3 separate regions of the Mus musculus genome follow, and regions 2 and 3 are each linked to region 1. Evidence: chromatin loops called from intact Hi-C (ENCODE). Cell type or tissue: heart. All regions are shown on one strand.

Region 1 (8,000 bases):
GCACAGTTCAGTCACTGACATTTCTTCACCGAGACCGCTTGGTGGCTTTTTAACAGTTTATTGTCCTGTCTTGTTAAAATTTTATAACATTTCCAGTTTACCATGCTTTCACATGTGTGAAGAAACAAATTATTTTAGGTCTTTGAACCTTAAATATTCCATTCATGCTCTAAGATGTCACACACATTTAGAGTGTGTGTTTGTTTTGATTCTGGGCACAGCAGTCAGGGTGCTACTGGGCCGGCATGGTGACACACTCTTTTAATCCCAGCACTTGAAGGCAGGGGCAGGTGAATCTCTGCGAGGTCGAGGCCAGCCTGGTCTATATAGTGAGTTCTGGGCCAGCCAGGGCTATGTAAAGAGACCCTGTCTCAAGAAAGCAAAGTGTGTCAGGGCTTATAATAGAAGTCTTTGAGGGGAATCCCTTCATGCTTTTTAATCTCTCCTGCAAGTAAAATAGTTTTGCTTCACTTCTTACTCATTTCAATTAACTGGGTTTGCAAAACTTGGTAAACTTTTTGTGTTTTTAACCTTTATATTTTTTCAGAGCCTAGAAACTTGCAAAGTCTGAGGCTGTTTTAGATGCTGTTCCATGACTCCTAGAGTTCTATGTGGCATTTCATGCTCTTTGACTTCTGGCCTCCAGTCTTCCTTCTCAGCCCTGGAGACATCGTGTCCCTCCCTACAAGGTGACCAAGTGCCACCACGCAGCAGAGAGAGGTGGTGTACCTGCTCGGAGTTTTTGATAATTGCTTTTATAATTCATTTCTAATGGTGGGGGCATGTAAAAGCTGCTGATACAGGCACATTGTCCACTTAATTAAATCAAGAGAGCTAATGAAATTAACTTTTCCCTCCCGCTCTTGCCATTTGGAAGTGATTTAAATGTTTTCTCCCCGCGCGTTAGTGTAATAAATCCCCACGAGCACACCGGCCGGAGAGCCCCGCCGGGCCGCGCCGCAGTGTGGTTGCTGCTTAAGTAGCATCCAAAACTGTGTTCCAGTGTCTCATCGGGTGTGGGGGTTTTATGTAAAACTCACTCAAATAAGACATCGACAGCTAGGTTATTAAATTAAGCCCTTAGAACTTTGGAATCCTGCCTCCTCTGGACCCCTAAATAGGGTGGGAGACCACTGCAGTTTGGGCTAACAACACAAGGAAACATGTTCACCAGTGCTAAAGGCTTAATGAGGCTGTAGTGCCTGCTGCGGCTGCCCGCACTGGTGGAGCGTTCTGGGCCAGTGCCTTACCCTTAAGGGAAAGCAAGCACAGGGATGGCACAGAGCACTGGGGCCCGGTGATGGTTACTTTGTGGGTGAGTTTGCATTTATGTTAAACATTCCTGCGTGCATTCATCTAATCACTTGGTGTTTGGTGTCTTGTGATCCAAGAGCCGTGGACTTAAACTTGGATGCACATCCTTACTGTGGTAACATCCATGCTAGTTAGTGCTCCGTCTCCACCGCACCATTGCTGCCAAACCACGATGAGAAGTGCCAAAAACCAGTCTTCCCCACAGGCGCTCTCCCCGAGACACTGTGATATGTACAGGACATTGTTAGAGCAAATTTTTTTCTTTAAAAATAAATTATATATTTAAAAAATTATTTAAATAGTTGATTAAAATAATTAGACTCTATCCATCTTATAAAATACTGCTTCAGTATTCCCCATAGCTCTGCTTACTGTCTGCAGCAACCTGGCCACAAAGTCTTGAAACTACTCCTCTAGACCCTGCCTAACTTTACATAAATCCTCAGTCTGCCTCCCTGTAGAAGGTAGCGTATCCCAGACTTTCTCTGCTGCAACATTAACCTGTGCATAAACAGCTGCATCAAACTGTAACTGCTGAGCAGTCTCCTGACCCCGCCCCTCTCCTGCTAGCATCTGAAACCTATCGGCTGTGCTTGATTGATCTCAGCAGTGTTTTGACACTGCTCAGCAAATTCTGATTTCCATAATAAAAAATCTACTCCGGCAAACAAGCACACCCTTGCCAGTTGTTACCAATCCCCAGGAGGGAGGGCCTCGGTGGACCATTTACGCGTAGCCTGCGTAAATGGGACTGTGCCCATACTGTGCACAAGCAGTTTTTAATTCCTTTAACTGTTTAAACGGAAGAGGCTGATAAACTCTGACTCCATTACCTTGTTCTATAACTGATAATATAGACTGAAATCTCTGGACATCAGCTCTTCTTCTGGTAGCCTCTTTCAGGGTCAGATGGCTTTCTCACCAGTGCTGCAACTCCACCTCAGAAGGAGGGTCCAGTCCAGCTTCGACACATGGGGTTTTACTGGCTCTCAGCTTAGGAATCCACTCTGATGGTCCCAAGATTTCCCCTTGAGCTTGGCAAGCCTGTAATTTCTGCACTTGCACAGACAGCAAAGTAAAAGCATTTTGCAGCTGTTGGATTTTCTCTGTAACTAACTTGTCCTTGAAAGGAATCTTGAGTTCTTCAGAGGCAATAAGTGGCAAAGAATTCTCCTCCCTATGATATTTAGCCGCTTCCTCTTCCAGCTGCTCAGTCGTTATCATCGTCTCCTCCTCCGGGCATGGTGGCTCAGACACTGCTTCAGTATTCAGAGGCCAGACTGCAAGAGCAGGCACCTTGGCTTTGCCAGAGCATCCTGGATGGGTGCTGCTTCCCTGTAACCCATTTTTGATCCCAGCGGCGGTGCCTCCTCAATGCCTGCCCCAAATGTTCTGGGTTCCCAAATGAAAGACAGGCACAGCCTTTATGTTTTGGTAATGCCTAAAACAGATCAATGACTAGGCCACTTCCTAAGCTCCACATGGCTCATCCACCTCCCTCTGATATTCCCAAGTTATTTCTTACTAAATCCTATATTCCATCTTTGCTGCTGTAAGGCAACCCTCATAGGGCCGCTCTCCCCGATGGCCGCTATGCTCTCTGCCCTGCACCCTCTCAGGCACGGCAGCTTCCCTCCCCCACCTCTCCTGCCATTGCGGATCTCCTTCCTTTCCCTCAGTCCCTCACCCGGGAATCCTAAAGGTCCCGCCTCTGTCTATCCTGCCCAGCCATTGGCTGCCGGAAACTTTATTTACCAATCAGAACCAAATGAGGGCATGGTCCCTTAGTGTCTTACACGTGGATTCTAGTACAAACCCAAAATAACCTGATACACGGAGCCACAGCTAGATTTACTGTACCTTCCTCAGGAAACCAAGGACAACCCCCCCCCCACAAAAGCTAAGAAGTCAGGTGGTTGCCGTTGCCCTTCTTTAGCCCCACGAGTGTGGAGCAGTTTCTTAAGCATTTGTATAGAAAGCATAGGGCCGTTTCCATTTCCCATTTTTGTTTCTTTTTTCTTGTGTTTTCACTTTTTTCGAGTTCCTTTACTTTTCCTGAGCGCCCTTATCTACTCCATCCTGTCTTTGCTCCTGAGAGAGTCTCACCGCACATTCGCCTTTTCTGAGCACTTGCTTTTTCTGGGGTGTCCACCACTTGATCCCCAAACTCTCAGAGCGTCCCTGTTTGAGCGCCACCTGCCGGTGGGAAGTGGAACAGTCCTCTGAGGAGGGAGTGAGGATGATCCTGGGAAAGCCGGAAAGAAGACTCAGAGACAGGAGTTAGAATTGGGAAGGCTGCAGATCACTACCACGTCAGACTTGAGTTTACGGTTCTTGGTCTTTTTATGCTTTACAGCGCGGTGGGAAACAAGGTCATATGCTAGGTTTGTTCCCATCAGGAAGCCTCCCTGCTCCTTTCTATAAATTTAACAGAACGTTCAGCCCCTCTTCCCAGGCCAGGAAACCTGCCAGCAGACGCCGACCTGCCCTGACTCTGCCTGGCAGGCCGACTTTCCCAGAAGCAGACAAATGGCTCCCGACGCTCTCGGGAACCAGATCTTTCAGCAAATAACATTTGATCGTTTTAGCTGTGGTGAGGAGTCTAGCTTATGACCTTGTCTTTGAACACACAGGAGGAAAACAGATCCACCCTTGGCCACAGCCCCCACACTGTGCAAGCAGGAGCCAGTGCCTGTAGCCCTCACTTTCTGCAGTGCGGGCCCTGGGGACTGTTGGTAATAGTGTTCAGCTGTGACTCTGGATAGAACAAGCTCGAGGCTCTGCTTCTGAGTTCCCAGAAGAACCTCCAAGTACAACAGAAGTGCTCTTAATTAACTCCACTTCTGAGTCCACGGAGCCTCGAGTCTCCAGCCCTCTTGGGAGCCGCCTGCTGCAGTCCCGCAGGTGGCCGGCCACTGCCTTGTGTTTCCACTCCTGATACCGAGCTCCAGTCAGTGGTAGCCCACCTCAGATGTCTGGGTGCACCTTCTGCTGCTGATTGTGAGTTTAGAGCCCCAACCACAAAAGGGCCAAGGGTGTGGCTTGAGAGTATAATGTTTGCCTGGTGTTCCTAGCACTTCAGCAGACAGACAGAAAAAGAGATAATTATGCAGAAATTGAAATCAAATGCTTTACAAGGTGGGTTGCTCATCAAAATTGCTTTTAAATTTAACTTGATCATGTCTGCAGAGATGGTTCAGTGTGTATATCACTTGTATAGCTTGGGTCTCAGCACCCACGTCTGTCAGCTCACAACTGCCTATAGCTCTGGCTCCAAGGGACCCACCCAATGCCTTCGTCGTATACAGACAAATAATGAAAAATAAAAGGAAGTCCTTTACTTTTAAATAAAAATTTGATCAGAAAAATTATTAGGTACTGGAGGGATTAAAATGAAGATGAGTGAGCTTAAATTCCTTCATACAAGTATCTATGTGCCCATCCCACCTCTAACATCTAAGCTGGAAGCTGGGCAGGTGGCTCAGAGAGGTAGAGAGCTGGTCTGTTATCAGGTAGGGGCATTGCCTGTTTGTGGCATCTGTTGGGGAAAACCTTACAAAGAGCATTTATAATTTGTTGTACTGAATTAGGTGGAGATTATATACTAGATAAAGCTCTTTTCAATAATCTGTGGTGTCCTCTGTTGCTTTGAAGGTCAAATTGGAGGAGGTAGAGATCTCTGCTAATAAGTCCTGTTCTGTTACGCATGCTCTCTCGCGCTCGCTCTCTTTCTCTCCCCCTCCCTCTCCCTGCGTCCCTCCATCCGTCAGTCTGCTTCCCCTCTCTCTGTCCTCTCCCCTCCCCTCCTCTCCTCCCTCCCCTCCCCCATATCTGGCTTTGTAGCCCAAGCTATCCTCAAACTTGGGATTCTTCTGCTTCAGCCTTCCAAAACCTGCGACTACGGGACTGTAGCACCATACCTAGTTGTATAAAAACATTCTTAAAGATGTATTTTATGTGTAAGGGGGTTGTGCCTACATGTGTGTTTTTATACTCTGTGGTTGCCCGTAGAAGTGGGATCAGATCCCCTGGAATTGAGCATTCATGTGGGTGATGGGAAGCAAACCCTGCTCCTCAGGAAAAACAGCCAGAGCTCTTAACTGTGTGTGTGTGTGAGTGTGTGGAGTGTGTGTGTGAGTGTGTGGAGTGTGTGTGTGTGTGTGTGAGTGTGTGTGAGTGTGTATGTGTGTGTGTGAGTGTGTGTGTGTGTGGAGTGTGTGTGTGTGAGTGTGTATGTGTGTGTGAGTGTGTGGAGTGTGTGTGTGAGTGTGTGGAGTATGTGTGTATGTGTGTGTGGAGTGTGTGTGTGTGTAATATGTGTGTGAGTGTGTGGAATGTGTGCATGTATGTGTGAGTGTGTGGAGTGTGTGTGTGTGTGGAATGTGTGTGTGTATGTGGAATGTGTGCGTGCATGTGTGAGTGTGTGGAGTGTGTGTGTGTGAGTGTGTGGAGTGTGTGTGTGTATATGTATATGTGTGTGTATATATATATATACATATATATGTGTGTATATATATATATATATATAAATGGTGGCCAATGTGATGGCTCAGTGTGTAAAAATACTACCAGACGAGCATGAAGACACAGCTTTGATTCCCTAGAACCCATCTAAAAGGCCAGATGCAGGGGCTGGGAGACAGCTCAGTGGTTAAGAGCACTGGCTGTTCTCAACAGAGGACCCAAACTTAATTTCCAGCACCCATAAGGCAACTCACAACCACTCCAACTTCCTCTTCTAGACTCTGAGGACACCTGGGTTGGAGTGCATATATGCACACAGATACACAGTCACAAATCTAGAAAGGGCATGAGCACTGGTGTGCGTCTATAATCCCAGGACTCCTACAGCAAGATGGGAGGAGACTGCTGGGACGCTTGCAGCCCCGTCACAGCACGCATTAAGTCAAGCACACGCGCCCGCACAGGGGTCCAGGCATCCGACAGCCTCTCTGAAGGCACCAGGCACAGAAGTGAAGCACAGACATATAAAATAAAAATAAATACAACTTAAAAATAAAGTCAAGACACATTTATGTCTGTGTGTTAAAGTACAAGAAGAGAAAGGGGAAGAGAAAAAAAAACTGGGAACAGGCCATTGATAGAGACAAGACTGACAGCTTTCTTTCAGACCGCCCTCACTCGTGCTGGGTGATTGACATGCGCAGATGTGTGCACATGCCCAGAAGTGCATATTCATAAAGGAAGAGAAGTGGCTGATTGAGTGTGGCTGTGTGGGAGAGGGAAGGGGTGCAGGAAAGTGATTTCAGGCCCCGCACAATAATTAGAACAGAAGTGTGCTAATTAAGACTCATAAATTGAATGAAACTATTAGCATTTTCTCTCAGTAGAAAAGGTGGATTTTTTTTCCCAGGAAATGACACCTGTGAACAATTATCTCCCTTATTATTGCTACTAAGATTATTTACATAAGCTGTGCTCATTTAGAGCTCAGTGATGTGCGCCTTTTCCAACACCTGATCTCACACTGGGCCTCCCTCCATGGCTAGGGTATTATTTTGGGAACTGGGGGTAATGGTCAGTGCACCCATTTTGGGGAAGCCCTGTGTATGGTAGTCTGCTTTGTGAGCAGTCCCCAGTGAGGGCCTGGGGGTGTGGCTCAGCAGTAGAGCCCCTGCCTAGAAGCCCCCAGTGTGGGGCTGGGGGCGTGGCTCAGTGGTAGAGCCCCTGCCTAGAATCCCCCAGTGAGGGGCTGGGGTGTATCGCAGTGGTAGAACACTTGCCCTGGTTGTTTGTGCCCTCAATTCCATCCCAGGAACTGTAAATATTAAAAATCAATTACCATGCCCTTTAAGGAAGAGTACCAGCTTGGGGACTCAGTCTGTTACAGAAAACCTAGCCCAATCCTTACAGATTTTGAGCACATGTAAACTATCAGACCTTCAGATAACATTTAATCTGATGTTCCAGTTGATTAAATTCATCCATGGGTCTTTCTCTTCCTTCTTTCTTTTTTCCAGAGCATTTTGTTTTGCCCCGTTTTTTTGGACACAGGGTCTCTGCGTAGCCCACATTGGTCTGGAACTCATGACCTTTCATCCTTACCCTCCTAGGTGCTAGGACCCCAGGTGTGTATCAGCTCAACTGATAGGTTTGTGCCCAGTAGGTTTAGGGTTCTCATCAGTGAACAGTGCAAATACATTCCGTATTCTCGCTGAGCTTAGCATCATAGCAGTGAGTCGGACACTGTGTAAGAATAGCGGTAGGAAAGCCAGATGCTTAAAAGAGCAGAAGTGCTGTGGGACCAGCTGATTCTGCATCTGAGATGGTGCTTCAGGAAACATTTGAGGTGACAATTGAAACCCACCAAGTGACAAGATGAGGGAAGAAGTTTCCGGGATGATGGGCCGGATATCATCAACCCCCAGAACAAGAAAGAGTTTGGTACCAGTGACTTGTGAATAAGGAGGCAGGAAAGAGACAGGGTGGTAAGGCCACAGATGCCACACTGAGGTGGGTGGATGTTTCCCCAGTGTTAACAAAAGCATGGAGGAAAGGCAGGTTTCTTGAGCCAGTTAGTGATGCTGACCTCGCTCTTCAGAGCGTACATCCTTGGATGCTGCATCAAGATTTTCTAAAGCTGCTGTGTCGATAAGTGTGAGACTAAGAGACCACAAGATTCAAAGACTGTTGGTTGTGGTGGCACACACCTTGAATCCCACCAG
Region 2 (8,000 bases), 74 kb before region 1:
ACCCTGTCTTAAAAAAAAAAAAAAAAAAAGGAAAGAAACCAGCCTGTGCTCACTGCTGCTGGCATGATGCTCTGGCCAACCCAAGCATTCATGGGCTGAATAAATCCTTCCTTCCCTAAATCCTAAAATACCATGGTAACACCTAGACAAGAGTAAAAGCAAACACAGTACCTGACATCTTTTACTAGTGTGTAACGAAAACATGGTGGCTATTGATCCCTCAGGGTAGGATTGTGCGTGTGCGTGTGTGTGCAAGCACACATGTGCATACGTGTGCATGTGTGTATATGCGCTTGAGGATCTTCCTGTATGTATGTCTGTACGCTGTGTGTATGCACTATCTATGGAGGCCAGAAGAGGGCATCAGAACCCTGGGAACTGGAGTTACAGATGGCTGTAAGTCAGGATGTGGGAGCTGGGAACCCGGTCTGCATCTTCTAAAAGAAGGAGCACTGAGCCATCTCTCCAGCCTCCAAAGTGGGTCTGATTTTTAGCTGAGCGTGTAAGTACCCAGCTAGACTTGATTCCCCCCAGCCTCTCTTGTAGCTTTACGAGATGTGTGGGAAAGCTGTGGTAGTGAGATATGGCTGCTGGCACATGGTGGCATACCAGCACCAAAGGGCTTTTTCATTATCCTGTCTTCCAAAAATGGGCAAAGGGCTCCAACAGACATTTCTCCATAAAGATGCACAAGTGGCCAGAGCACACGTCATCAGTCAGGTGAGCATGAGAGGCAACTCTTAGCTAAGGCCTTGCCCTGCAAGCAGCAAGCATAAAGTCCGTTGTTAGGATCTTCATAATCCACACAAATACCAGGTGGGCACAGTGGCCTGCCTGCGATCACAGGGCTCAGAAGCCTGAGACTGCACCCACGGGGCAAGCTAGCTGGACCTGCGAGCTCTGGATTCAACTTAGAGGCTCTGCCTCTGGCCTGGAGATGGCTCAGTGGTTAGTTCACTTGCTACCAAGCCAGGACCCCACGTGGTGGAAGGTGAGAACTGACCCCACAGGTTATCCTCTGACTTCCACGCGTACACATACACACAATAAGCAAGAGTAATGAAGGAGAAGGAGGAGTCCAGGAGGAAGAGGAGGGGAGAGCCACCCTCAGACTGTCTCATCTCCATCCAGGGTTCTCAAGATGGAGCTAGGAGAATACTTGAGGAGCCTTAGAGAAAACCTAGCTCAGCACGAAATTGGGATGACAAAATATCTGGATTGAGAGTTCTAGAAGCACATCCATTTCAGCACAAAGTTCTACTTATTCCTATAAGAGAACCCAAAAAATAATCTGAGGCCATACAGTATTGCCTAGGTATCTGTCACCAGGGGGGCTTTGCTTCTCCGTCTCAGATACCACGACGGAGCTCTCCATTGCCCAGGAAGTGGCATTACAGCAGTCCAGAGAGGCAAGCTGGAAGGAGCAGCCAAGGCCACTGATTATTCCATGAGAAGCGGGCACAAGTGGGACTCATCCCACTTGGAAAGCGAATGCGATCAAGCACCATCCTCTGCTGTCACTGGAGAGCTGGATTATTCTCCTCCCTCATTCAGAAACACACAACACTGATCCCAGCCCTGAAAATGAAAAGAAATGTAGAAGGTAACCATGGAGATTAAAAAAAAAAAAAAAAGAGCACAGAGAAGTCGAGGTATGAAGAATAGCAGGTGTGAAGGGGAAAAAAAAAATACCGAGGCTTCAAAGCTCTGTGAACTTAACTCTGACCGGTTGCACTCACCTAATGGCATGCCTGCCTATGCCAATCCACTCTGTCACTCACTGGTTTTAAACCATTTCAAATCTGGATAGCACAGAGTTTACAGAGGAAGAGAAAAATATTAACAATATTTCAAAATGCTTTGTTTGCAGACCCTCACAGAAAGGGGGGCATATCAGCAGATGCTTAAAGGCTGGAAAGGAGACATTGTTAGTTCCCATGCAACGGTGCAATGATCTGTGAGCATTAACAAAGCACACAAACATGTACAGCTTCCTTTATAAATATGTATTAGAGCTGAGAGCATTGCTCAGTGATAGAGCAGCTGCCTAGAATCCCACCTTCCACCTAGCCTGGAGGCTGGGGCGTGGCTCTATGGTAGAGCCCCTGCCTAGAATCCTCCAGTGAGGGGTTGGGGGCGTGGCTCTGTGGTAGAGCCCCTGCCCAGAATCCTCCAGTGAGAGGTTGGGGGCGTGGCTCTGTGGTAGAGCCCCTGCCTAGAATCCCCCAGGGAGGGGCTGGGGGCGTGGCTCTGTGGTAGAGCCCCTGCCTAGAATCTCTCCACCACCACCACCACCACCACCACCACCACCCCCCACCCCCCCCCGTTGGGGCTGGGGGTGTGGCTGAGTGGTTGAGTGCTTGTCAGCTGTGCATAAGGGCTGGAGTTCGTTCTCAGAACTACAAAAATCACAAACGACTTAAGTGAGCTGAACCAGGCTGAGAAGAATGCCAAAAACAGATCTACCTCTGTGGTTCCTGACTTAGAGCCATACACAAGGAATGTATGAAAGAACCCTAGCAGAAAATATTAGGAATTCCATTTGTCCTGACTTTAGTCATATTTATATATGAACATACTTATATATTTATAGAAAGAGGGGATAGAGAAATAATAATCCTGACCAAAAACTGGGGACCACTGCTATGTTATGAAGACATTGAGAACCAGTATGGTGGCACACCTGAAATCCCAGCACAGGGAGGGGAAGCTCTAAAAGGACAGTGAGCCCAGGTCCTCTGCAAGACCAAATGCTCTGAGCTGTAAAAGTAGTTTTCTATTCTCTTGTAGTAATGGCCATTCCCATGGCTGTCTGCCTGTCTGCTAACTTGGTCCTGGAAGCTTCTAGCCTCTGTACAATTTAATCTAGGCCTAGAATGTTTCCATCTCTGAGACTTGCTGCTGAATAAGCTCACTCTCTCTACTTTTTTCTGAACTCTACCTGGCGGGTTCAACTCAGCTGTTCTGTTCAAACTCCTCTCCCAGCTGACTGACTCAATCTGGCTTCTCTCTCAGCTTCTGAATTGCCTCTGCTCAGCCTCTAACTCTAGCAGTCTTTTCTCGTCTGTCTTCTGGCTCCTTCTCATTCTATCTTTACCTGTATCTAGCTTGCTCTCTCTTCAATCTGTCTTTGTACAATTCCCAGTAAAGCTGCCTCCTCCTCCTCCGCCTCCTCCTCCTCCTCCTCCTCCTCCTCCTCCTCCTCCTCCTCCTCCCCCCTCTCACCTCCACTGCACTGCTCTCCGTGGACTCTCCTGTATTCCCGCACTGTACTCCCTTTTCCTGTGCTGTCTGTCTGTCTCTCCCTTAAGTAACTTCCCTTTCCTCTCTCTTCTCCTGAGAGTTGGGCAGATCCTATTCTGTAAAATCTTTCTCTGGTTTGTCACTTTGTCTGCCCCTCAATTAGACATCACTTTCAAACATGGATGCTTCCTTCTACAAACTAAATTGACCTTCATTGTGTAAGATTAATGGTGTGTACTAATGGCATGTCTGTATTCCAGCCAGAAGGATTAAAGGCATATGTTAAGGGCTGAGCCACACCCTAACTAGAAATAGGTTCAGATATGAAACACTTAACTTCTGAACAGTCTCAACAGCCCTGGGCCAGACTGTATCCGCTTCTGTCGCAGATGCTGTATTGTGAAGGTCTCCTTTTTCCCACACATATCTATGTGTCCACTGTAATGTCAATGATCATGAATTGTTTCACATTTCTCAAGACAATAGACAGAGTGGCTGAATTATTTTTTCATGCCTAGAAGTAGGATAATGTCCATTGCTGTCTCAAACCTGAGAAAAGCATTCTACAAAGAGACAGTCGTTTTAGGCCTGCTGACTTATGCACTGGCTCTGTTTGCTGGTACATCGGTTGCTGGTGCAGGGAACCACACCCTTGGCCTTATGTGCGTAAGCAGGCACTCTGCCACTTCATGGTGTCTCCAGCCCTTGTTGTTTGTTTGTTTTATCTTTGTTTTCACCTAAAAATACTCTTCAAATGATATGTGTGAAGGAGGGGCATGTGAATGCAGGTGCCCAAAGGTCCCCAGTGCCCGCCCTCACACTGGAGCTCTAGGTAGCTGTGAGCAGCCGCTGTGGGTGCTGGGGACCAGAGCAGCATTTGCTCCTGATCACAGAGCTCTCGAGGCTTCAGCCCTCTACCTAGCCTTCTGCCTTAGCCTCCAAGGATATGGGATTATAGGCATGCACCTTGGTTCTTTGAAAAAATAATTTAAACAGGGGCTTCGTGGTTAAGAGCACCTGATCTTCCTGAAGAGGACCCAGTTTGGTTTGAGCAACCACACTGCAGCTCACAATTTGCCTTTAACTTCAGTTCCAGGGGGAAATCTATCGCCCTCTTCTGGCATCCCTGGGCACTGCATGCACTCTGGCTGGAATACAAACACAAAATAAACTCTTTTTAAAAAGAGAACATAATTCAAAATATAAAAATAATTCAAAGGATCTGGAGAGATGGCTAGGTCATTAAGAGCACTGGCTGCTCTTCCAGAGGACCCAGGTTCAATTCCCAGGACCTACATATCAGCTCACATTTGTCTGTAACTCCAGTTCCAGGGGATATGACACCCTCACACTGACATACATGCAGGCAACATCAATGCACATAAAATAAAAATAAATTATATATTTTTAAAAGTAATAATTTGTAAAAAGTAATTTAAATATAATGGTTCACAAGCTGGCTGTAAGTCCATGAGAATTTATTATGTAGTATAAGTAATTTTAAACATTCAAGTAAGGGCCATGAAATAATTGAACAATTAGAAAAATATTATCTAAGTCTTTCTTATTCCATATTAAGAAGATTCTGAAGCTAGGTGGTGGTGGCACACGCCTTTAAGGTCAGCACTGGGAAGCAGAGGCAGGCAGATCTTTGAGTTTGAGGCCAGCCTGGTCTAAAGAGCAAGTTCTAGGCTTGCCTGGGCTACATGGAGAAACCCTGTCTTGAAAAACCTATATAAAATATCTGCAGTTCAAGATACTAGAATAAAGTACTCAAGAAATCTGATCTCACAATGAAAGAGCTCAGAAACACTGTGAGCTCTGGGGACGACAGACTTGATCCTATAAACCTGGGAGATCGCACAGAGCAGAAGACAGCCAACCGATCACACAGTAATGAGAAGCAGCTGCCTGTGGTGGCCATGACAAATAGTAAGTATACACTCACAGCGAACAGAGGGTCGCTTCACAAGACATTAAATACCTGTGCAGGACAAAGCGTATAAAAAGAACAACCAGAGTAGAGACAAATAAAAACCCCCGCTATCATTGCCTTTACCTAACGAACACATACAGCAGGCATGGTGGTGCAGTGCACTAATCCAGTGCTTAGAAGGACGAGGGAGAATCATCTTGATTTCACAGTCAGCCTGGGCTACAAGATGAGTTTAAGGCTAGCCTGGGCTATACACCATGTTCACGGCCCTGCTGCAAAAACAAAGAGCCAAGGAGTGAGGCTATAACGAATGGTAAAGCATTTGCTCAGCATGTGCAAAGTCTTGTGTCCTAGCCCCAGCAGGCCATCCCCCCACCCCTGAAAAAAAAAAACCTAAGGTAATGATATATTATCTTCCCTCTAAGATTGGCAAAGATTAATTAAATATGTTCACTGTTGGCAAAGGTACAGAGAAATCCTAGCTGTAATACAAACTGGTAATAAAAATTAAAGTAATGGAATTGTTCATCCTTTTGCGATGTCGTTTGCCAACTTTTATCACAAACGAGAACATGAGTTCTTTCAGCTCTATTTCTAGACACATTTCCTAAAGAATTGTATATGTCTAAGAATGTTCCTACAGATTTGCTTAAAACTGCATAGAACCAGAAACTGGGCATACTATTGTACATGCCATCAGTCTAAGCATGAGAAGTCAAAAGCAGGCAGCTTAGCTCTTGGAGGCTAACCTGGTCTACATAGGCAATTTCAGTCCAGCCCAGGCTACAGAGTGAGAACCTGCCTCAAAAATAAGCAACAAAAAGACAGGGGCTGGAGAAGAGCTCAGTGGTTAAGGGCACTTGCTGCTCCTGCAGAGGACATGGGTTTGATTCCTAGCACCCACATGGTGACTCACAACCATCTGTAACTCCAGTTTCAGAGGGTCCTTTACCCTGTCCTGGTCTCCTGGGCATCAGTAGGTGCACAGACATACACGTGGATAAAACATTCATATAAATATTTCAATATTATATATTATTTATAGTCTGTATTATGACATACATAGTATATATTATAAATACAATGTAGTATATTATAATATATAAACTATATATAATATATTATCACATACTATAATTATATTATATTATATATCATACATTAAATTTTATATATTATATAAAAATTACTTATATATCTATAAATATATACCCTAATATCCAGTTAAATGGGAATATATAAAAGGAAATATACATCATGCCATGTCCATATTGATGATCAGTATTGCATTGATTACCTATCACTGTATATATAATAAAAGCCCCCTTCCCAAACCTGTCCCCTCACAACAATAACCATCTACTGTCTCAGAGTTTCGATGTATAAGAGTGATAAGCAGAGGTGGTTCTGCCCAGGATGGATCCTGCTATCAGCCGAAGCTGTCCAGGAGCTCCCCGATCTACTAACAGGGTAGCTCACTGGCAAGTGGCTGACTGGAGGCTGCTCCACAGGCCGCTGGGGTAGCCTCAAGACATAACCCTGAAATCCTCCCCTAAGTGAGCAATCCAACAGAAGCCAAGGCTGACACTGGACTGCCCTGTGTCCTAGCCTCACAATTCAGTCATACAGAACTGGGGCTTCCAGCCCCAGCCCAAATCCTGTGAAAGTGAGAAGGGAGAAAGGCTGCCCCCTGCTGTCTCCACCATGAAGTGATCAGCCCACCTTTACATTGCCCTCCCTCTACCACAGACGCCTAGGAAACCCCCAGGTTTCAGAGGTTATGTCTTGAGGCTACTCCAACAGCCTGTGGGGAGAGCCCTGTGAGCAGCAACTAGCCTAGAGCCAGCTGCCAGCCCTGCGGTGGCTGATCAGGCAGTTCTAGGTCAGCTTTCCTGAGCAGAACCAGCTCTGCCTATGTTAACAAAACAAAACAAACAAACAAAAAACCCAACTCCCCTATAAGTTGTTAAACACTTCAAGCCTGCTTTTATTTTTCTCTTTTGATGCGTCCCACGGTCCTGACTGCTCAAGTCAGAAACCTAGGAGCCCGCAGAGCTTCCTCCCTCTTCTTACATAATCCGTACAGACACCCACACTACTCCAGCTGCACGGAGCACCTAAATATCCCAGATCTGCTGCGTTTTCTTCATCTCCATGGCTATCACCCAAGTTAATACTTTTTAAAAGACTTACTTCTATTTAAAAACGTTTAACAATGTCTTTTATGTCTATGTTTTGCGTCTGCACTGTATGGATGCATTGCCCACTGAGGCCAGAAGAGGGCATCAGATCCCAGAGGACAGGATTCACTGAGAATGTGGGTACTGGCAATCCAATGGAGGTTCTCTGAAGGGGAAGCCAGTGCTCTTCGCGGCTGAGACATCTCTCCAACCACCCCCTTATTTATATTTTTTTATGAATGTTTTGCCTGCAAGTCTGTATACCCCGTGCATGCTTGACGCCCTTGGGGATCAGAAGATGGCATTAGATCTCCTGAAATGGGAGTTACAGATGGTTGTGAGCCACCATGTAGGTGCTAGGAACTGAACCTGGGTCCTGTGACTTTAAGTATGATTCTAATTACATCTTTAAGATCCAGTTTTATTTGTGTGTCTGTGTCTGTGTGTGTGTGTGGGGGGGGGGGGGCGGAGGGGTCCCAGGGAGCCAGAAGAGGGTGTTGGAGCATCTGGAACTGAAGCTACTGACTCACATGGGTGTCGGAGCCTAACTGTGGTGCACCAAGTACTCAATCTCTGAGCCATCTCTCCAGCCCCTCCTCTTGCTTTCTTCATTCATCAGAGTGATTCCCGAGGGACACCTG
Region 3 (8,000 bases), 1.7 Mb before region 1:
ATTCAGCCTAGGTGGCTTGTCCCCAGAAAGGGATGACACTGAGCCCAGTGTTTCAAAGCGATCTGGAGCAACGGTCCCTCACACCAGGGCCCAAGGACCAAGTAAGATTTTATGCCACCCCTGCTCACAAAGTTCTCCCTACAAGCACCCCGTGATCCCCATTAGCAACAAGGACTTTGCGACCTACTAGTCTGAGGTGAAGAAGCTGAGGGGCGGGAGACATCGTTGGCCAGGAACACATGGTGCCTGTCTGAACACACGCTTTAGATGTGCGTATATGCATTTGCTCACTCGGCTCACTCTTCTCCCAGGTGACCCTCCTAGCTGTAGGTGTGAACCCCTTCCCCTGCCCTCAGCGTCTACCTTAGCTTCTTCTCTGGTGTCTCAGGCTTCTATGACTGAGTTTATGCTCATATCCCAGACTCGCTGGGCTGCATATGTCCATTCCCTCCCATCCCACCTCCCACCTTCACCCCCCAATGGCTTTTTATCCTGGGGAATGCTGTCAAAGCCAGCTGCACTTACATGGTGCCACCAGTAGATGGCAGCATCTGCACAGCAGTGAAATCCATGTTTTTTGGGTTTTTTTTTTTTTTTCCCCTGCTCACTGGAAACTCCAGGGCAGCAGTTCTCAACCCGTGGGTCTCCATCTCCCAGAGACTATCTGAAAACACAGATATTTACATTAAAATTCATAACAGCAGCAAAATTGCAGTTACCAAGAAGCAACGGAACAATTTTATGGCTAGGGGTCACCACAACATGAGGAACTGTGTTAAAGGGTCACAGCATTAGGAAGGTTGAGAACCACTGCTCTAGGCCTTCTGAACCTAGAATGTTCCAGCAACAGCCTTGGGTCCATATAGTCCCACAAGTAAGGTGAGAGGGAAGCTGGAGACATCACTGGTCTAGCAACCTCTGTCTCGGAATCAAGGCAGGGACACATCTTTTAATTTTTTTAGGGGAGAGATTTGCTCCCAGTTAAAAACCTGGGACATATTTCAGAACACACCAGCTCATCTCCCTGAGAAGCCAGAAGATGTGAGCCCCAGGACTTGAGCCTGCTGAGCCTCCGTGAGATGAGCTGAATGTTCACACCCTGTGCCACACAGCTCTCGGGCTCGGAGCCACAATGGTGTCTCCTGTTCTCCCAGATGCTAACCTCGTCAGTATCTTCCAATGCCATAGCAACAGCTATTTACTGGTGGATTCCAGGCTCCCCGGCACTGGTTGCTTCTCCATGCTGCAGTTCACAGGGACACCCACTGGCAGCTACCACTTGCCCAATAGCACATTGGAAGGCCTGACTCTTGCGTTTCTAGTTGTGTCCCCCAGGGAACGCTGTCCTCACCAGGAACAGGCATAGTGGAGGAGGATATGACAACAGAGCCCTGCCCAAGCCCCGTAGCAGGGTTGATTGAAGCAACTGACAAAGGCTGTCTAAAACCATGTTGGATATGGGCTCTCCCCCACACACACACACACCAACACAAAAGCAATTTGCTAACCTATTTGCTATAACAGTAACTGCTGAGCAAGTGTGGCTCAGCAAGGCTCAATGTGCTCAGAGCTGCAATTGCAATTTAAACCTAAGCCTTGTAAGGTATGACTTATCACTAGCCTCATTTCACATGCTCAGAGAGGTTAAGACACTTATCAAAAGTTGCACAGCTGGTTAACTGCATTGGCAGATTTGAAATTGGCCCCATCATTTCTAGCCATATTGCAGAGCTTACCTATGAAAGGGTTGTGGTGCTTTCTAGAGATGTTAACTGCCCCCCCCCCCATCCCAAGCTACTGGTTTCCTTTGGAGACATTATTTTTTTTAAAAAAATTAATCTTCTTAGTTCACAGTAATGAAGCTGGTCACTTTTCTCTCTAGAAAACACACTGACATTAGAACAGGATCTTCTAAGAGCTTAGGTTGGGTGGTTCCTGGCCTTGCCCCTTCTCAGGGTGTGTGGGGGTGGTATTTTATCTTCTGTGTTCCTCATTCAGTCTGAGTCTAGAGTCTCCTTCAACAAAAGTGACTCATCACTGGCCCCAGCCAAGCTAAAGCTACTTTTCCATGTGTGGGGGTTGTGGGGTCCACCCTGGGCTCAGGGCTACTAGCGCTTTCAAGTGGGGTTCAGATGTGGCTTATAGTTGTTCTCAAAGAGCTGCAGTGATCCCCGATATAGCATAGGGGGAGACAAAGAGCAGGAGGTGCTTCAGGGTTGCAGATACACAGTGGGGTCTGGCTCCACATATAACTAGCTATGTTGCTCAGAAAACCTAGAAAGAAGGTCCCGTTTTTGCAGACCATACCAACGTCCTGGCCACCCTGAAGAAGCAGCTTGGTGGCCAGGGACCCTCTTTGCCTTTTCCTGCAAGGAGCTGGGCAGAGGATTCTTATGTCACCTCCCCAGCTTGCACACCTCTGCCCACTCTGAGCAAGGGTTCCAGGAATCTTTATGCCATTACTAGACACGCTAGGGTCTGGCTTCTGGGCCAGCCCAGGCAGGGTGGACTTTATGTGAGCCCTCCCACCCATAGCAGAAATCCCAAGGTGGTTTCTGTCTGCTAATTCCCACCCAGAACCTTCTCAAGGCCTAGCGAGTTCTTCCTGGGGACAGGGCTTAACCTGTCTCTCAGTGAGGAGATGCGCTTGCCTGCTTGGGCATCTCTCCCTTCCTTACCTAGTCAGGACTGCTCATATGTATTCCTCTCTTGCCCGGGCCACCAGCAGACGTCTGGCGGGCTGTATTGTACAGATGTGTACCAAGGGCCCCATGGAGACTGTTTCGTTCCCTCTGTTCCCGCCCCCCCCCCCCCCCCCGCGCCCCGTCCCGGATGCTCCCTTCAGGCAGCTGCTGGTCTGTAGCCAACTTCCCTGGGGACCCAGCCTTGAAATCCAACCCTGGTAAAAGCAGATCGGGCAGGCTGCAGAAAAGGTAGGCCTTAGACCCAGACAAGTCTTCAGCCATGGTGAATCCCTCCCTTTCTCAGGGCAAGCAGCATAGAACTGCGATTCCGAATATGGCCACAAGAGGGCACTCGATGTCCACAGAAAGAGCAGGAAGAGCGCTGAAGGAGGTCGCTCTGGGAAAGGGCTGTTTGAAGAAGACCTATGCAAACCATGCCTGTCCAGCCTAGCCATCACAGGGGTCTCGTGAAAACGACCACACCATCAAGGCGTGGTTACTCTGACAAAGAATTAAGTCACTTGACTCATGCACTAAATTGCGTCTAGGTGCATTTGTTGAGTGTCTGCTCTATGCAAAGATCGGGTAAATCTGGAAGGGTCCCAGTACTGAGAAGCGCCAGACCATAGTCTACCAGGGAGTTCATTGCGGGAGGCGGGGTGGGGGGAGATTTAAAGGATGCTTCCGCAATTTCTCTCCCTCAGTGGGGCCACACAAACCTTCAGCCACAAGATTCTATCTCTTGCATTCCTCAATATGGTCGCTTGACTGAGAGCCTCCCGCAGAGTCTCGGGCATTTGAACACTTGCTCTCCAGTTGCTGCTTGGTGAGGTTTAGGAGGTGTGATCCTGCTGGGGAAAGTGTGTCACCGGGAGTAGGCTCTGAGTTGTTAAAAGTCATTCCCATTGAAGATGTGAGCTCGCAGCTTCAGCTACCAGTGGCTGCCCCTGTCAGGATGGACCCACATCCCTCTGGACCCTGGAGCACAAATACACTTTCTTCTAGTTGCTTCTGGTCAGTAAATGGCTATTTTCTTCATAGTCATGACAGAATGTCTCCTGGAAACGACATTATTGTGGGAGAGTTTATTTCGGCTCCTGGTTCCCAGAGCCAGTCCACATGGCTGGCAAAGGTTGTTGGAAATAGCTCACTTCATAACCAGGGCGGGTGGGAAGCCACCAGGGTCTGTATATCCTCAAGGGCGTATTTCCTCAACCCAGGTCCCACTTTTCCTAGGTTCCCAGAACCTCCCCAAACAGCACCACCATTTGAGCATTCAAATCATGAGCCTGTGGGCAAGAGATCATATTCTAACTATAATACCTTACAAGAATGTTTTATTCAAACTAAGTTCACTTCCCACACAGAAAGTCCCGTAGGTCAGAACTCACAAATCCCCTTTCTTCTATAAGCACCACTATTGGGGTCTGCAGGGGACATGCCTGAGATCGTGACTTAAAAGGTGCAAGCCACAGCCCGTGGGGGTAGTTGTGTCCCAAGTTGGTACCCAGCAGTTAATATGTATATGAAGACTCATGGGGTTGTCATAGTAACTGGTGAACACATGCATAGATGCTCGCGAGTTTTAAGTATCAATCTGGCCCATTGGATTCCTGGCACTCTTTCTTCAGAACAGGGCATTTTAATTTCCATTCAGGAAGCAGAGTCGTATCTACAAGAAAGAAAGACCCCAGACAGCTCGTCACTGGTACTGAGGCCGCCATCTTAGCACCAGGAGAATGTGGGCGAGCAGAAGCTGAAGGCCGGGGAGAAGCCCTCTGCTCTATAAAATGAACTCAGTAGTTAAATCCCTGCCCCGGGTTAGCTCTGTGACCTCAGAGAAGGGAGGGGCAGGCGCATTTTGGAGCCCTGACTGGAGGATCCATGTGAAGCAAGGAGACCAAGATGGAAGGAGGGCTTCTGCAGCCCCGCCCCTTCTCAGTAGCCCGGAGTTTTAGGAGCCTCCCTAGACCCTATTATCCAGGATACCCCTGCCTAGACGACACCCTTAACCAGAGACCCCTAGAAGCGTTGCGCACGTGTGAGAACGATTCATAGAGGCAGTGCAGAATGGGAGGGCCTCCACTTCAGATGTTGCGCTCAGGGGTCCAGAATTTACGCTGAGTGTCCTCTTTGCCACTTCCGGCTGACTCAGGCTTTCCTCTCAGAACCTGGGGCTCCTGGCCTGTGACTGATAGAGGATGCATGTGACCCCTTCACTGTAAGGACTCTTGCCCAGTTTTAACAATGGTTAGAATACACCCCTAACATCACGGGGACACAACCAAGGAACCAGCCAGAGCCAGAAGCTAAGGGCAGCTCTAGAGTGCTCAGCCCGCCTGGCCACGACCCACACACATGCAAACCGGAATCCCAGTTGCAGGTTGTCTGTGTTTACGGCTAAAATATTAGCGATGACCGACACGCAGCCCTTTCTCCTACGCTGTCATTTTATGTTAATTGAACACCCCTGTTAATCTAATAGAGTTTAGATTTATGTAGGATCCTGTAGAGCATCATATTTTAATCAATACACATTCCACATTCAGATGGACAGATGCGCGGACCCTCTCCATCCCTGCACTTGGATTCCATCAGCTGTCAATAGCGCCTCGTTGAATCCTGTAGAGAGTCAGATTGATGGGTCCAGGCAAGTTCCATTCATCACACAAATTAACTTTGGGGGTAGAAATGATGCGAGGGGTCACGCAGCATCTCCAAGAGGGCGGAGACTGTGTTTCGGAGATTAGGAGCTTTAGATTATTTATCGGGAAGAGCCTGGAGGTGGGAGGCTGGGACAGGAGACTGGATGGGGGCAGGGGCACAAGGTAAAGCTGGATGCCCTTTGTGTCTTATAGACTTACAGGTAGGTGGGTGAGGCTAGTACTGCATCTGGGTGTGGCTGTCCCACAAGCCCCGGTCGGATGCTATAGGAGCAGGTGGGAGATACTGTCTGTGTGCAATTCTGCCTGGCCTCCACCCTCCACGTATGCTGGTTAGTTTATTCAACTTGATACTATCTTTGTCACCCGGTAAGCAGGAACTTCGGCTGAAGAATTTTTCCATCATACTGGCTGGTGGGACTTTTTTTTCTTTTTTTTTTTTTGGATTGATGGTTGAAGTGGGAGGGCACAGCACACTGTGGGTGGTACAATCCCTAGGCAAGCAGCTATATAAGAAATCAGGCTCCACTAACGCATCCCCTCACTGACTCCGTGCCTGCCTTTGTGGCCAAGGGTGGAGTCAGCTGAGCTTCAGCGGTCCTCAGGAGAGAGGCCTTTGGTATTTATTTAGGAAGGAGACCCAGGAAGACAAGACAAGGCTCCCACTCAGAGATGCTCCCCCAGCTATCCCTAAGACACTCAACATTTTGGGCAGATTATGGATAGGCTCTGTGGTGCATCTTCTCTGCTATGTTGCTCAGATCTCAGGAAAGCCCTCTTCTGAGACACCAAGGTGCCACAAGGTGGTATGAGCTGTTTGTGTGCAGGGTTCCCCCAGAGGCACACAGAAAGCCTCACAGGGCCACTTCCCTATCCAGCCTTATCTTTTGTAGCTTTAAGTCTTATACCATCAATAGGACAGAGCACACTGGCCTTGGAGTACTTTCGTCCACCTCTAAGGATGTGCTTAAGCCATTTTGACTTTGGTGCCATTAGACACTTCCACAGGATGTGGGTCAGGTGTGGCAGCAGTGACGTGGCTCTGCCGTGTATGCTGTCAAACAGATTTGCTCTTGGGCTGGCCAACCCAAGTACTAAGATGCACCCACCCATCCCACAGGCCCCAAGTGGGATTCTGAAGCTGTGTGGGAAAGCCTCAGGAGACGACGGGCATGAAGGCAGGCAGAGCTGGCACTCTGGAGGGTGCTCTTTCTAGTTCAAGTTTCTCTCTGTTGCCTTTTGCCTCATTTTTCTGGGACAAAGGTAGCATGTGCCTGAGGCTGACTTCCCTGTTTCCTGGCATTTCCGAGCCGTTTGGTCTGTCTTGAATTCTTGATCCAGGCGATGTAATCTGAGGACTGGAAAGATGGCAGACCTTGAGGTCAGACTTCGGGGGGTGAGGGATGCTGAACTGTGTGTGTCTGGTGACACAGGTCTGGAATCCTAGCTACGCAGGAGGCAGGAAGATTGTGAGTTCAGGGGTATGAGGGTAAGAGGATTCCAGGTGAGTGGGGATCCTGTCTTAACATAAGATTAGCACTGGGGCTGGAGAGATGGCTCAGTGCAGCAGATGGGAGCACTCGCACTCACTACTCATGCACAGAACCCAGGTTCTCTACCGCTCACCGCCATCTGTAACTCCAGTTCCAGGGGATCCAAGAGATCCCTGAGCATGTTCCTGCACTGATGGGATGCATATAAATTCACTCAGGTAGAAGCAGTACATAAGTCCTTTAAAGAACTGGAGTGGAGTATGACTTAGAGGCATAACACTTGCTTAGAATCCCCCAGTGAGATGCTGGGGGCGTGGCTCAGTGGTAGAGCCCCTGCCTAGAATCCTCCAGTGAGGGACTGGGGGTGTGGCTCAGTGGTAGAGCCCCTGCCTAGAATCCCCCAGTGAGAGGCTGGGGGTGTGGCTCAGTGGTAGAGCCCCTGCCTAGAATCTCCCAGTGAGGGGCTGGGGGTGTGGCTCAGTGGTAGAGCCCCTGCCTAGAATCCCCCAGTGAGGGACTGGGGGTGTGGCTCAGTGGTAGAGCCTGCCTAGAATCCCCCAGTGAGAGGCTGGGGGTGTGGCTCAGTGGTAGAGCCCCTGCCTAGAATCCCCCAGTGAGAGGCTGGGGGTGTGGCTCAGTGGTAGAGCCCCTGCCTAGAATCTCCCAGTGAGGGGCTGGGGGTGTGGCTCAGTGGTAGAGCCCCTGCCTAGAATCCCCCAGTGAGGGACTGGGGGTGTGGCTCAGTAGTAGAGCCTGCCTAGAATCCCCCAGTGAGAGGCTGGGGGTGTGGCTCAGTGGTAGAGCCCCTGCCTAGAATCCCCCAGTGAGAGGCTGGGGGTGTGGCTCAGTGGTAGAGCCCCTGCCTAGAATTCCCCCAGTGAGGGGCTGAGAGCAGTGTTTAGCCCTACAGTGCTTGCTAGCATGCAGAGGACCTGGCTTCTGTCACTACTACATTAAAAAAAAAAAAAAAAAAAAAAAAAAAAAAAAAAAAAGATCATTTAGAAAACACCTGTTATGGAACTCAGGTCCAGTCACTGACTTCTTTAAAAGGACAGATTGCTTGGATGAGGAGAAAGCTTTACAGTGTAATTCAGCAAAGCCAACCATGGTAGACCAGTTACCCAAAACATCATCTTTACCCAGATTCCCCTTGAATCCTC

Evidence for each region. A loop is a pair of places that touch in the nucleus more often than their neighbours do. Peaks named below come from ENCODE experiments on the same cell type or tissue, not always from the same donor. Only the 100,000 strongest peaks of a DNase experiment are listed, where the experiment ranks them.
Region 2: it touches region 1 in a loop (2.8-fold over the local background); 20 of 42 quality-filtered maps call a loop at or near these places.
Region 3: a loop joins it to region 1, with 2.6 times the contacts of the local background. A loop is called at or near these places in 7 of 42 quality-filtered maps.

The regions. Positions count from the first base shown.
Region 1 is chr7:35,682,441-35,690,440 of GRCm38, reverse strand. Dpy19l3 (dpy-19-like 3 (C. elegans)) reads left to right here. Exons shown (of 19, transcript NM_178704.3): 19 at 1-4,941. Among named protein-coding and RNA genes, the nearest start is that of Gm42379, 26 kb to the right of the region's middle. In heart, a CTCF peak has its summit at 3,516 (motif pointing left); DNase peaks (open chromatin) are centred at 3,040 and 3,520; H3K4me3 peaks cover 1,104 bases; H3K27ac peaks cover 1,548 bases.
Region 2 is chr7:35,756,153-35,764,152 of GRCm38, reverse strand. No RefSeq gene overlaps it. Among named protein-coding and RNA genes, the nearest start is that of Dpy19l3, 5.7 kb to the right of the region's middle. In heart, CTCF peaks have their summits at 4,362 (motif pointing left), 6,859 (motif pointing left) and 7,446 (motif pointing right); no DNase peak of the experiment used is centred here; H3K27ac peaks cover 175 bases.
Region 3 is chr7:37,352,891-37,360,890 of GRCm38, reverse strand. It overlaps a transcript of Zfp536 not described here. Among named protein-coding and RNA genes, the nearest start is that of Gm30483, 29 kb to the right of the region's middle. In heart, CTCF peaks have their summits at 532 (motif pointing right), 2,188 and 3,024 (motif pointing right); a DNase peak (open chromatin) is centred at 2,980; H3K4me3 peaks cover 361 bases; H3K27ac peaks cover 352 bases; H3K27me3 peaks cover 656 bases.